Regions from separate parts of the Homo sapiens genome. Here region 2 is linked to region 1. Evidence: read pairs that join two places in POLR2A ChIA-PET (ENCODE). Cell type or tissue: Caco-2. All regions are shown on one strand. Each heading gives the region's core, and the rest is flanking DNA. Links, peaks and the distances in the headings are about the cores only. Region 1 overlaps LRCH3 (leucine rich repeats and calponin homology domain containing 3). Region 2 overlaps DRC9 (dynein regulatory complex subunit 9).

Region 1 (5,381 bases), core at 97-5,096:
TGCACTCCAGCCTGGGCAACAGAGTGAGATTCCGTCTGGGAAAAAAAAAAAAAAAGAAAAAAGAATGAGTGTCCCTAAAGCTCTCCATTCCCATCTGATGGTTGTTCAGCAACATCCTTGTTGGTTCGCTCTTTTTTTCCTCTTCATTAAGTGAAAGCAAACTGCTGTTTTCAACATACGTATTTTCTGAGAGATTATACATTGCTATTACCTTTTGGCTCAGACTCGATTTTTCTATGCTTTCAACTTTTTTTTTTTTTCTAGCTAGGATTTGAACCTATATCCTTTCAACTTCTTTTAGAACCATTTTAATGCCTAGAGCATTGGACTCAGAAGTCTAGCTTCTGGCCGGGCACGGTGGCTCATGCCTGTAATCGCAGCACTTTGGGAGGCTGAGGCAGGTGGATCACCTGAGGTCAGGAGTTCGAGACCAGCCTGGTCAACATGATGAAACCCCATCTCTACTAAAAATACAAAAATTAGCTGGGTGTGGTGGTGGGTGCCTGTAATCCCAGCTACTTGGGAGGCTGAGGCAGGAGAATTGCTGGAACCCGAGAGACGGAGGTTACAGTGAGCTGAGATCGTGCTATTGCACTCCAGCTCGGGTGACAACAGTGAGACTCCATCTCAAAAAAAAGAAAAAAAAAAGTCTAGCTTCTGATTCTACTTCAATTATTAATTGGTAGGAAAAGTAAAAATAGTATTTTCTCTAAGGATACTTTAAGGAAATTAACGTTTGAGGCTTATTGAAAAATTTGGCAAGAGGTCTCTTTTTATTCTTTTTTCTTTTTAAAAAAAAGAAAATAGAGACAAGGCCTTACCATGTTGCCCACGCTGGTCTGAAACTCCTGGGCTCACGTGATCCACCCACCTCGGCTTCCCAGAGTGCTGGGATTACAGGCATGAGCCACCATACTCCGCAGCAAGCGGCCTTTTCTAAATAGTAAATGTATTGTTTTCTTTTAGTCATATTGGAAGAATTTTAAGTGTTAATGTGGCAGCTTCCCTCTGTTCATATAATGATGGGTTTACAAATTATTTTGGCTGATCTCAGAATTATGGTATTCTGAATTTATTAATCTTCGAACCTGTAGGTAGTCTCTTTTCAGAACCATTGAATTAAGCTATTAAGTGAGATACCAGAAGGTCTCCCAAACATATCTAATTTTATAGACAGTTTAAAGCAGACAAGTTTGTAATGTTAGGACAATCTTTATTTTGTATCTTTTCGAAATAGGATGTGAGCTGCAATGAAATTCAAACTATACCTTCCCAAATTGGTAACCTGGAGGCCTTGAGAGACCTTAATGTAAGAAGAAATCACCTAGTACATTTGCCTGAAGGTAAGAAACTATGAAATAAGAAACCATGAAATAATTGTTTTATTATTTTAAAGCTCTCTCAGACCAATCAAGACAAAAATGTATAAGGGTTACATCTAGGCTGGGCGCTGTGGCTCCTGCCTGTAATGCCAACACTTTGGGAGGCCGATGAGGGAGGATTGCTTGAACCCAGGAATTCGAGACCAGCCTGGGCAATATAGGGAGTCTGTCTCTACAGAAAATTAACAAATTAGCCCAGGGGGCTGGCGCACTCTTGTAGTCCCAGCTACTCAGGAAGCTGAGGTGGGAGGAGTCCCTGAGCCCAGGAGGCCAAGGCTGCAGTGAGCTGTGGTGGGGTCACTGCACTCTAGCCTGAGCACCAGAAAGAGACCTTTTTTAAAAAAACGGGGTGGGGAGAGAGAGAGAGAGTGTGTGTGTGTCTGTGTGTGTTTGTGTGTGTGTGAGAGAGTATGTGTGTGTTACCTCCAGTGTTTGAAATCTAATGGTTTATTTAATAGTGTTATCTGTTCCATTGTGGATTTTAAAAGCCTCTTCAATGAAAAGGTTTGATAACTCTTGACCTTTGATTTTATTTTTAGATCTTGTCAACCGATGTAATTAATAACTCAGGGTAGGGTCCCTGGAAATTTCAGTAAGCATGACTGTTTGGGGGAAATGTAACATGTTTGGATAAGGGGATAGTGTAGTATAATGAAAAACATTTCTGCAGTTAGCACTCACTTAAAAATGGACTTTGACCTGAACTTAACCGGTCACTGGAGATGTTCAAACAGAGGCTAATGAACCATGTGGAGGTGATGTGTAGAGTGAATGATAAATGGGGTGAGAGACTGCGCTAAGAGACGGGTTATTTACTTAGGCTGACTACAAGCTCTGATATATGTATTTGATAAAAATGATTAAACATTAATGAAGTCTAGTTTATCAATCTTTCACAAATTAATGAAACAGAATGCTAGAAAGGAAGATGAAAATGAGAGCTATTATTTTATGAGATCCAGAATATATATTTCTTCCTATATGTTTCTGCTCATCACCCAGCAGTAAGAGTCATCAGCTCATGGCAAGTCTTGTCTCAACTGTGCTCTCATTTACTTTCCCCTGCACTATTCTCTAGATTAATTTGAATCAAATACAGAAATTTATTGGTAAACATTCCAGAAAAACAAGGAATCTTCTCAAGGTATTTTCATGACAGTGCTTTTCTGGGTTCTTTGACAAAATATGACTTACAGTGTACAATCAATATTTTGTTTGTTTTGAGACAGGGTCTCACTCCCATTACTCAGGCTAGAGTGCAGTGGCACGAACATGGCTCACTGCAGCCTCGACCTCTCAGGTTTAGGTGATCCTCTCACCTCAGCCTCCCAGGTAGCTTAGACTACAGGCACTTGCCACCATGTCACCTACTTTTTGTATTTTTAGTAGAGACGGGGTTTTGCCCTGTTGCCCAGGCTGGTCTCAAACTCCTGGGGTCAAGAGATCCACTTGCCTCAGCCTGTCAGAGTGCTGGGATTATAGGCGTGAGCCACTGCACCTGGCCACAATACATGTTGAATTAACTAATGATGTTTTCGCTTTCCCTGTGGAATTCAAATATTTATACCAATTTGATACAGCATAATATTTAGTTCTAACATACTAGTGGAGCTTTGACATTTTGGATTCCAAGTAAATGTGTAAGAACGTGACCTTTTCAGTCCACTTTTATATACTTACTGCAACCAAAACCTTGCGTGTCTTTCCTCTCACTTGGCTTGTCCAGGAACCTTCACACTTTTTATCCTCAGGGCCTTCCTTATTTTCTCCTGGTTCTGTTTGCTACCAACTCAGGAATGTAAATGAAGGTTAGCAAAACCAAAATCATGACCTCTAGGACCTTATAACCCCAAATTTCTCCCTAGGGTTACCTCTGTACTCAGGACTCGCCTACTGTGGTTGGTCTTCAAAGACTTACTCCTATAATAATATTTAGTGTGAAATCAATTAATGAGAATATTAGGGTTTTAATCAAAATGAAAATTGAGCATTTCAGATGACAATGGAAGCTTAATAGTTTTATCAACTAATTTATTTCTGTATCTTATTTTGATTGTAGACTGCTGACAAAATGGTTTATCACACAAATAGTTTCAATTTTTTTAACAGTTTATTTTATAATCTCAGCACATATAGTTGAACTGAGTTAGCAAGTGAAGCTTTATTCCAACAGCTACATTCGTTCGTGTGGAAGTTTGTGTTACTTAATTGGTAATTTCTAACATTGCAATTTGGTACATGTCATATATCTTTTGTTATATTGCCATTTTGATTTAAAATTAATTTTTACCAAATAATATGTTACATCATTCAAAAAATATTAAAAAATATTAAGAATCTTTTTTTTTTTTTTTTCTTGAGACGGAGTCTCACTCTGTCACGCAGGCTGGAGTGCAGTGGTGCGATCTCAGCTTACTGCAAGCTTCACCTCCTGGGTTCATGCCATTCTCCTGCCTCAGCCTCCCGAGTAGCTGGCATTACAGGCACACACCACCACACCCAGCTAATTTTTGTATTTTTACTTCTTTTTTTTTTTTTGAGACGGAGTCTCACACTGTCGCCCTGGCTGGAGTACAGTGGAGTGATCTTGGCTCACTGCAACCTCTGCCTCCCAAGTAGCTGGGATTACAGGTGCCCGCCACCATGCCCAGTTAATTTTTTTTTTTTTTTTTGTATTTTTAGTAGAGACGGGGTTTCATTATGTTGGCCAGGCTGGTCTCAAACTCCTGACCTCATGATCCGCCTGCCTCAGCCTCCCAAAGTGCTAGGATTACAGGCGTGAGCCACCGTGCCCGGCCTTTTTTGTATTTTTAGTAGAGACGGGGTTTCACCATGTTGCCCAGGATGGTCTTGATCTCCTGACCTCGTGATCCGCCTGCCTCAGCCTCCCAAAATGCTGGGATTACAGTCGTGAGCCACCGTGCCCAGCCAAGAATCTTAAATAGTGTCGTTCCCCTGCCTCAAACTTCCCTGCACACCAATTTCAATGGCCAAAAGTATGTACCTTCATTAAACTCCTTTGACTCTTTTTTTTTTTGAGATAGGGTCTCACTCTGTTGCCCAGGCTGGAGTGCATGGCGTGACCAGAGCTCACCGTAGCCTCGAACTCTGTGGGCTGAAGCCATCCTCCCATCTGAGCCTTCCAAGTAGCTGGGACTGCAGACATGCACCATCACACCCAGAAAATTTTGTATTGTTTTGTAGAGACAAGGGTCTCACCATGTTCCCCTGGCTGGTCTCCTGGACTCAAGCAATCCACCCACCTCAGCCTCCCAAAGTGCTGAGATTACAGGCATGAGCCACAGTGCCCAGACTGCTGACATATTTCTAACTGATATGTTTTTATAGCTATTGCTGGTTTGGGCAACTTTGACACTTATGTCAGCTTCCTATTGTGATGATAGATGAGGATTTAGTTTCCTTACACTGTCACCATACCATGCCTTTACTGCTTTCCTCCCATCTTCCCAGTGTAGTTTTAGCACAACTTCTGATTAAATTGTTACTCAGTGTTCACATTACTGTAATTATGTAAACATTGTTCCCTGCCAATTCAAGTGATGTACTCTGATTTTATTTCCTTTCTTGTACATGTTTTTTTCTTTTTTTTTTTGAGACAGAGTCTTGCTCTGTCGCCCAGGCTGGAGTGCAGTGGCATGATCTTGGCTCACTGCAGCCTCCGCCTCTCGGGTTCAAGCAATTCTCCTGCCTCAGCCTCCTGAGTAGCTGGAATTACAGGCGCCCGCCACCATGCCCAGCTAATTTTTGTATTTTTAGTAGAGATGGGGTTTCACCATGTTGGTCAGGCTGGTCTCGAACCCCTGACCTCGTGATCCACCCGCCTTGGCCTCCCAAAGTGCTGGGATTACAGGCGTGAGCCACCACGCCCGGCTTTTTTTTTTTTTTTCCCCTGGAGGTAATAGTTTCTTATCTTTTTATATGCTTATTTTTATGTGTGTCTATGGCTAATTCCACCCTCTTTTTCCAGCAGGCTTTCTG
Region 2 (5,381 bases), core at 31-5,030, 71 kb after region 1:
CAGGACCCGGAGCTTAAGCCATGGACTCAAGAGTGAAGTTCTCAAGTAAAAATAAAGAAAAGGAATCTGATTTGACCTATTTTTTCTTCACCCGTAGAAATCTGACTTCCTTATACTGCTTTCCTTGAGGAAAGTCCAGGTTCCCCATACTTAACAGCTATTTGAACCAAAAAGAATGTTAGTTACCTGGGCCAAGGGCAAAAGCACTCGGCCAAAAATGCACAGATAATGCCAGGTGCGGTGGCTCATGCCTGTAGTCCCAGCACTTTGGGAGGCTGAGGTGGGCAGATCACTTTGAGCTCAAGGGTTTGAGACCAGCCTGGGCAACATGGCAAGACCCTGTCTCTACAAAAATACAAAAAAGAAAAAAAATTAGTCAGGCCTGGTGGCTTGTGCCTATAGTCCCAGCTGTTTGGGAGGCTGAGGCAGGAGGATCTCTTGAGCCCGGGAAGCAGAGGTTGCAGTGAGCAGAGATTGCGCCACTGCACTCCAGCCTGAGTGACAAAGTGAGATGCTGTCTCAAAAAAAAAAAAAAGAAAAGCACAGATAAGTCTAGATGACTTTCATAGGCTTGCTTGTGCATTTCATATCTTTAGTGATTGCTTAAAAGATCAGTTGTCCTAGTACTTTTAAAAAAGATTTAGTTAGCTTTCTTGAATATCTTGGTTTTAGATAACAGTTGTTCTCAATACGGTCTCTACTGCTTTAAAGTCAGACTAAACCCTAAAGACTGGAAGCAAATCCACTAGTGAAAAGAAAGCAAACGTGCTCTTCAGCTCGTTCTTAACATGTTTGTTGTAAATTCAGGAATACTGACAAGTTTTATGGGGAAACACCATTGAAACTTGATAAATACTTGCTACTTACACATCTGACTCCTTATGGGAAGCCCAACTTTGGGTCTGGATACCTGGTCCAGAATGTGGTATAAAACTTAACTATTTTAGATCACCCTAATATACAACCCAAACTACAGTGTACCCACTAGGGCCTCGACCTTCAGAGAGAAGGGCCAGCTCCAGACAGGTGCCGTCCAGCTTTCAGTTTTTGCTTGCGAGTATTTCACGTGATCTGTGACCTGCCAGTTTCATCATCACTGAGACACACAAGTTCACATAAAACTAAAATATCTCTATTTTTTTCTAACTTGCTGCTTATCCTTCCCACCTAAGCAGCTTGTATCAGAACCCAGCAGATAGTCTGGGCTGATGTATAAGCAGGATTTTAAGAAGTAGAAGGATATTAAAAAGAATCATTCTGTCAAGAGCTGGTTTTGGTTAGACATAGTAATCTGATATTTCGTCTCTTGGCCTAGGTTTTGCTTCCGCTGCTAACCACCTCTTTTTCCCCAGATGAAGAGCTGGGGGCACGTCCTTTTCTATGTTAACTGTCTCCCTGCACCATGGACTGTTGGCAAATTCTAATAATAACAAAAGTCCATGCTTCTTCTCAGATCTGCAGTTCCTTGATATACTGAGATGTGTTTGATAATGAATTGGAAATGCTTTTGTGTTCCTCAGTGTTAAGCCAGCTGTGGCGAGATACTGATTATGGTTCTTTACCTTTATAACGCTCTTTAATTCCAAGAGATCCTGTTTTACCTTCTTCTTGCTCCTCTCCTTTTCTATACGATCTTCAATGATGACCTGTTCATACTCTCTTATCTGCAAAGATAGACATTCATCATTTATTATAGTACTCTCTTGGCTAAGCTGTAGCCCAGCCAGCCCTGCACTTTTAATATAAAATTTCAAAATAAAACATGCTCAATCTAAAGATAAACCAAAGAAAAAAATGTAATAGATTCCTAGATGGTAAATATTCACATATTAACTTTATAATTGTTCCCAAAACTTTTTCAGTTTTAATAATTCAAATTTAAATTCTATCTTTTATAAAAAATGAAATATGAATTAATGTGTGATCAATGATCTCAAAATAATATGGATTGTTTTTTAAACTTTGGGAGAATGTACATACACAAGTAGTCAGCTGTCTTTTTTGTTTGTTTGTTTGTTTTGAGACAGAGTCTCACTCTGTCTGTCACCCAGGCTGGAGTGCAGTGGCGCAGTGTTGGCTCACTGCAACCTCCGCCTTCTGGGTTCAAGTGATTCTTGTGCCTCAGCCTCCTGAATAGCTGGAATTACAGCCACGTGCCACCATGCATGGCTAATTTTTGTATTTTTAGTAGAGATAGGGTTTTGCCATGTTACCCAGGCTGGTCTCAAACTCCTGATCTCTACTGATCTGCTCGCCTCGGCCTCCCAAAGTGCTGGGATTATAGGCGTTAGCCACCATGCCCAGCAGTAGCTGACTTTTGAAAGAAATTTAGGAAGTTCTGCATTTATTCCATAATGAAACCATAATCACAAGCTTGTTAGAAATCATCACTGACTCTCTCCAGAGGTCATAAACTAAGAATAATCACAGTATCTGTCTCAAGGGGCTGTGTGGGTAGCACCTTGGACAGAGTAGGCACTACGTAAGTTAGCTACTGCAGCTGTCCCCGTCAGCAGCAGCAGCATCTAAAAAGAATCCTGGTGGCTTATAAGCGCACCTCTACTTTTGACCCCAAATAGCAATACCCAGCTACTGTGGCCTATTTGCCACTCCTTCCTCGGTGAGCACCCTGATTCCTTCCACTCCCTCCTCAGTGAGTGCCCTAATTCCTTCCACTCCCTCCTCAGTGAGCACCCTAATTCCTTTCACTCTGTCCTCAGTGAGCGCCCTAATTCCTTCCTTACCATCTTTGCCAGGTCTTGAAGGTGTGCTAAGTCACTGGCCTTTGTGGCTTTGAGAGCATTTAGTTCATTCTGTTTCATTTCTGTGTCCTTATCGTATTTCTCCATCCAGAACTCCAGCCTCTCCTCAAGTTTCTATTTGGAAAGAACATGAAAACATGGCATTCAGCAGACACAAAACGCTGTATACTGTATGATTCCACTTATACGAGTTTCAAGATTAAGCAGAACATTCCATAGTGAGAGAAGGCAGAACAGTAGTTACTTACCTGGGTGGAGAGTTGGATTTCTGATTGGGAATGGGGGTGAGGGGGACTTTGGGATGCTGTAAATGTTCTCTGTATCTTTATCCAGGTGGTGGTTACATGAATGTGTATACATAACTGTTCATCAAACTATACACTAAGTACTTACACATTTTACTTGTATGTTAGTGAATTTTAAAATAGGGGGCCAGGCGCGGTGGCTCACGCCTGTAATCCCAGCACTTTGGGAGGCTGAAGTGGGCGGATCACCTGTGGTCAGGAGTTCGAGACCAGTCTGACCAACGTGGAGAAGCCCCGTCTCTACTAAAAATACAAAATTAGCTGGGCATGGTGGCGCATACCTGTAATCCCAGCTACTAGGGAGGCTGAGGCAGGAGAATCACTTGAACCCAGGAGGCGGAGGTTGCGGTAAGCCCAGATCGCGCCATTGCACTCCAGCCTGGGCAATAATAGCAAAACTCCGTCTCAAAAAAAAAAAAAAAAAAAAAAATAGGGGGAGGAGGGTAATCTAGATGTCTGGATAAGGGAAGTTGCAATGAAGAGGAAACAAAAGGTATGTAGAAAAGTCTGAAGGATAAGGAATAGCATCGGATCTCTCTTTGATTGACAGCACTAAATCCTAGTCAAGAAGGATACAATGTATTCAAAATTCTAAAAGAAAATGAATGTAGGGCCGGGCGCAGTGGCTCACGTCTGGAATCCCAGCACTTTGGGAGGCCGAGGTGGGCAGATCACAGAGTCAGGAGATCGAGACCATCCTGGCTAACACGGTGAAACCCTGCCTCTACTAAAACTACAAAAAAAAAAAAAAGCCAGGCATGGTAGCCGGCACCTGTAATCCCAGCTACTCGGGAGGCTGAGGCAGGAGAATCTCTTGAACCCGGGAGACAGAGGTTGCGGTGAGCCAAGATTGCGCCACAGCACTCTAGCCTGGGTGACAGAGTGAGACTCCGTCTCAAAAAAAAAGAAAAAGAAAGAAAAGCAAGTGAATGTGAATCAAAGATTCTACACATAGCCAACCCAGCATTCAAATGTAAAGGAAAGAAAGACTATACTCAATATTTCTGAGAGAGTTATTCAAGGATGTACTACTGTAGCAAAATAAAATGAAAGAGATATATTAAGAAATGGAAGAGAACCAGTAAAACATGTATTTAAGCTATGTGATAGTTTTTAATCATAAATCATAATTCAGAATTAAAATCCCAAAGTAGGCAGGATAGTCTAGTTGAAAGAGCACAACTCTGGCACTGAAAGAAAGTTTACTTAAATTCTCTAAGCTTCTGGTTCCCTCATATATAAAATTCTATACCTAGCCAATAATACAGTATTACTATTACAGTCATAGTACAAACCTCAGAGGGTTGTTGTGATGCTGAAATAATCCTTGTGAAGTCCACCCACAATGCGCATATATATACATAATATCTGCATATATATTATCACTATATATATTTACATATAAAGTGAATGACTTCAACATGGGATGAAGAGCGAGAGAAGAGGTAAGTGAAGTCTCTTTGCCTTAATAAAGGCAAAAGAAGGTATAAACATTGACTAACTCTCGACAGAGAAATTCTAAAAGTATAAAAATATATGTTAACATTTTAAGAGTTGTGCTCACTTCAGTAACATATATACCAAAATTGGAACAATACAGAGATGATTAGCATGGCTCCTGCGCAAGAGTGACACACAGATTCGTGAAGCATTCCATATTTGTGTACTTTCTAGAAACAAAAAATTTAAAGGTTACCCCTAAAAGAACAGAAATGTGTAACTTTCAGACTCGGGGACGATGCACCTCAAGAGTGAAACATTGAGAAGTTCCTTAGGTGGCACATAGCATAGAATTTTTTAAAAACATGGCTATAGTCAATCATTGCGATTACACTGAGCGGGGTGGCTTGTGCCTGTAATCCCAGCAGTTTGGAAGGCAGAGGTGGGAGGACTGCTTGAGGCCAGGAGTTTGAGGCCACCCTGAGCAACATAGTGAGACCCCATCTCTACAAAAATGTTTTTAATTAGCCAGGTGTGGTGGCGCCTGTGGTCCCAGCTACTCAGAGCCGAGGCAGGGTGATTACTTCAGCCCAGGATTTGAGGGTGCAGTGAGCTATGATTACGCCACTGCACTCCAGCCTGGGCAATGGAATGAAACCCAGTCTCTTAAAAAAAAAAATCTGATTATGTTAGAACAACATGTCAGTTTGGTGCTGTCACATCTCTTACATCTTCTCTTTCTTCCTCTTGTTAACACTTAAAAACAAAAACAAACAAACAAAAAAAACAAAGAGGGAACAGGCTCCAGACAGGCAAAAAGGTCTGGCTACAAGGTAATAACATCATTTGGTATTTTTTGCAATTCTATTTACAT

What was found. ChIA-PET counts read pairs that join two places held together with the same protein. Peaks named below come from ENCODE experiments on the same cell type or tissue, not always from the same donor. Only the 100,000 strongest peaks of a DNase experiment are listed, where the experiment ranks them.
Region 2: POLR2A ChIA-PET joins it to region 1 with 7 read pairs; 5 of 35 experiments call an interaction of 5 or more read pairs at or near these places.

Annotation. Positions count from the first base shown.
Region 1 is chr3:197,819,088-197,824,468 of GRCh38, forward strand. It overlaps LRCH3 (leucine rich repeats and calponin homology domain containing 3), which reads left to right. Exons shown (of 21, transcript NM_001365715.1): 4 at 1,238-1,343. Among named protein-coding and RNA genes, the nearest start is that of LRCH3, 31 kb to the left of the region's middle. In Caco-2, for the core only: no CTCF peak of the experiment used is centred there; DNase peaks (open chromatin) are centred at 1,684 and 2,124.
Region 2 is chr3:197,889,884-197,895,264 of GRCh38, forward strand. It overlaps DRC9 (dynein regulatory complex subunit 9), which reads right to left. Exons shown (of 12, transcript NM_032263.5): 10 at 2,745-2,876; 11 at 1,563-1,664. It also overlaps the pseudogene RNU6-858P. Among named protein-coding and RNA genes, the nearest start is that of RPL35A, 58 kb to the right of the region's middle. In Caco-2, for the core only: no CTCF peak of the experiment used is centred there; no DNase peak of the experiment used is centred there.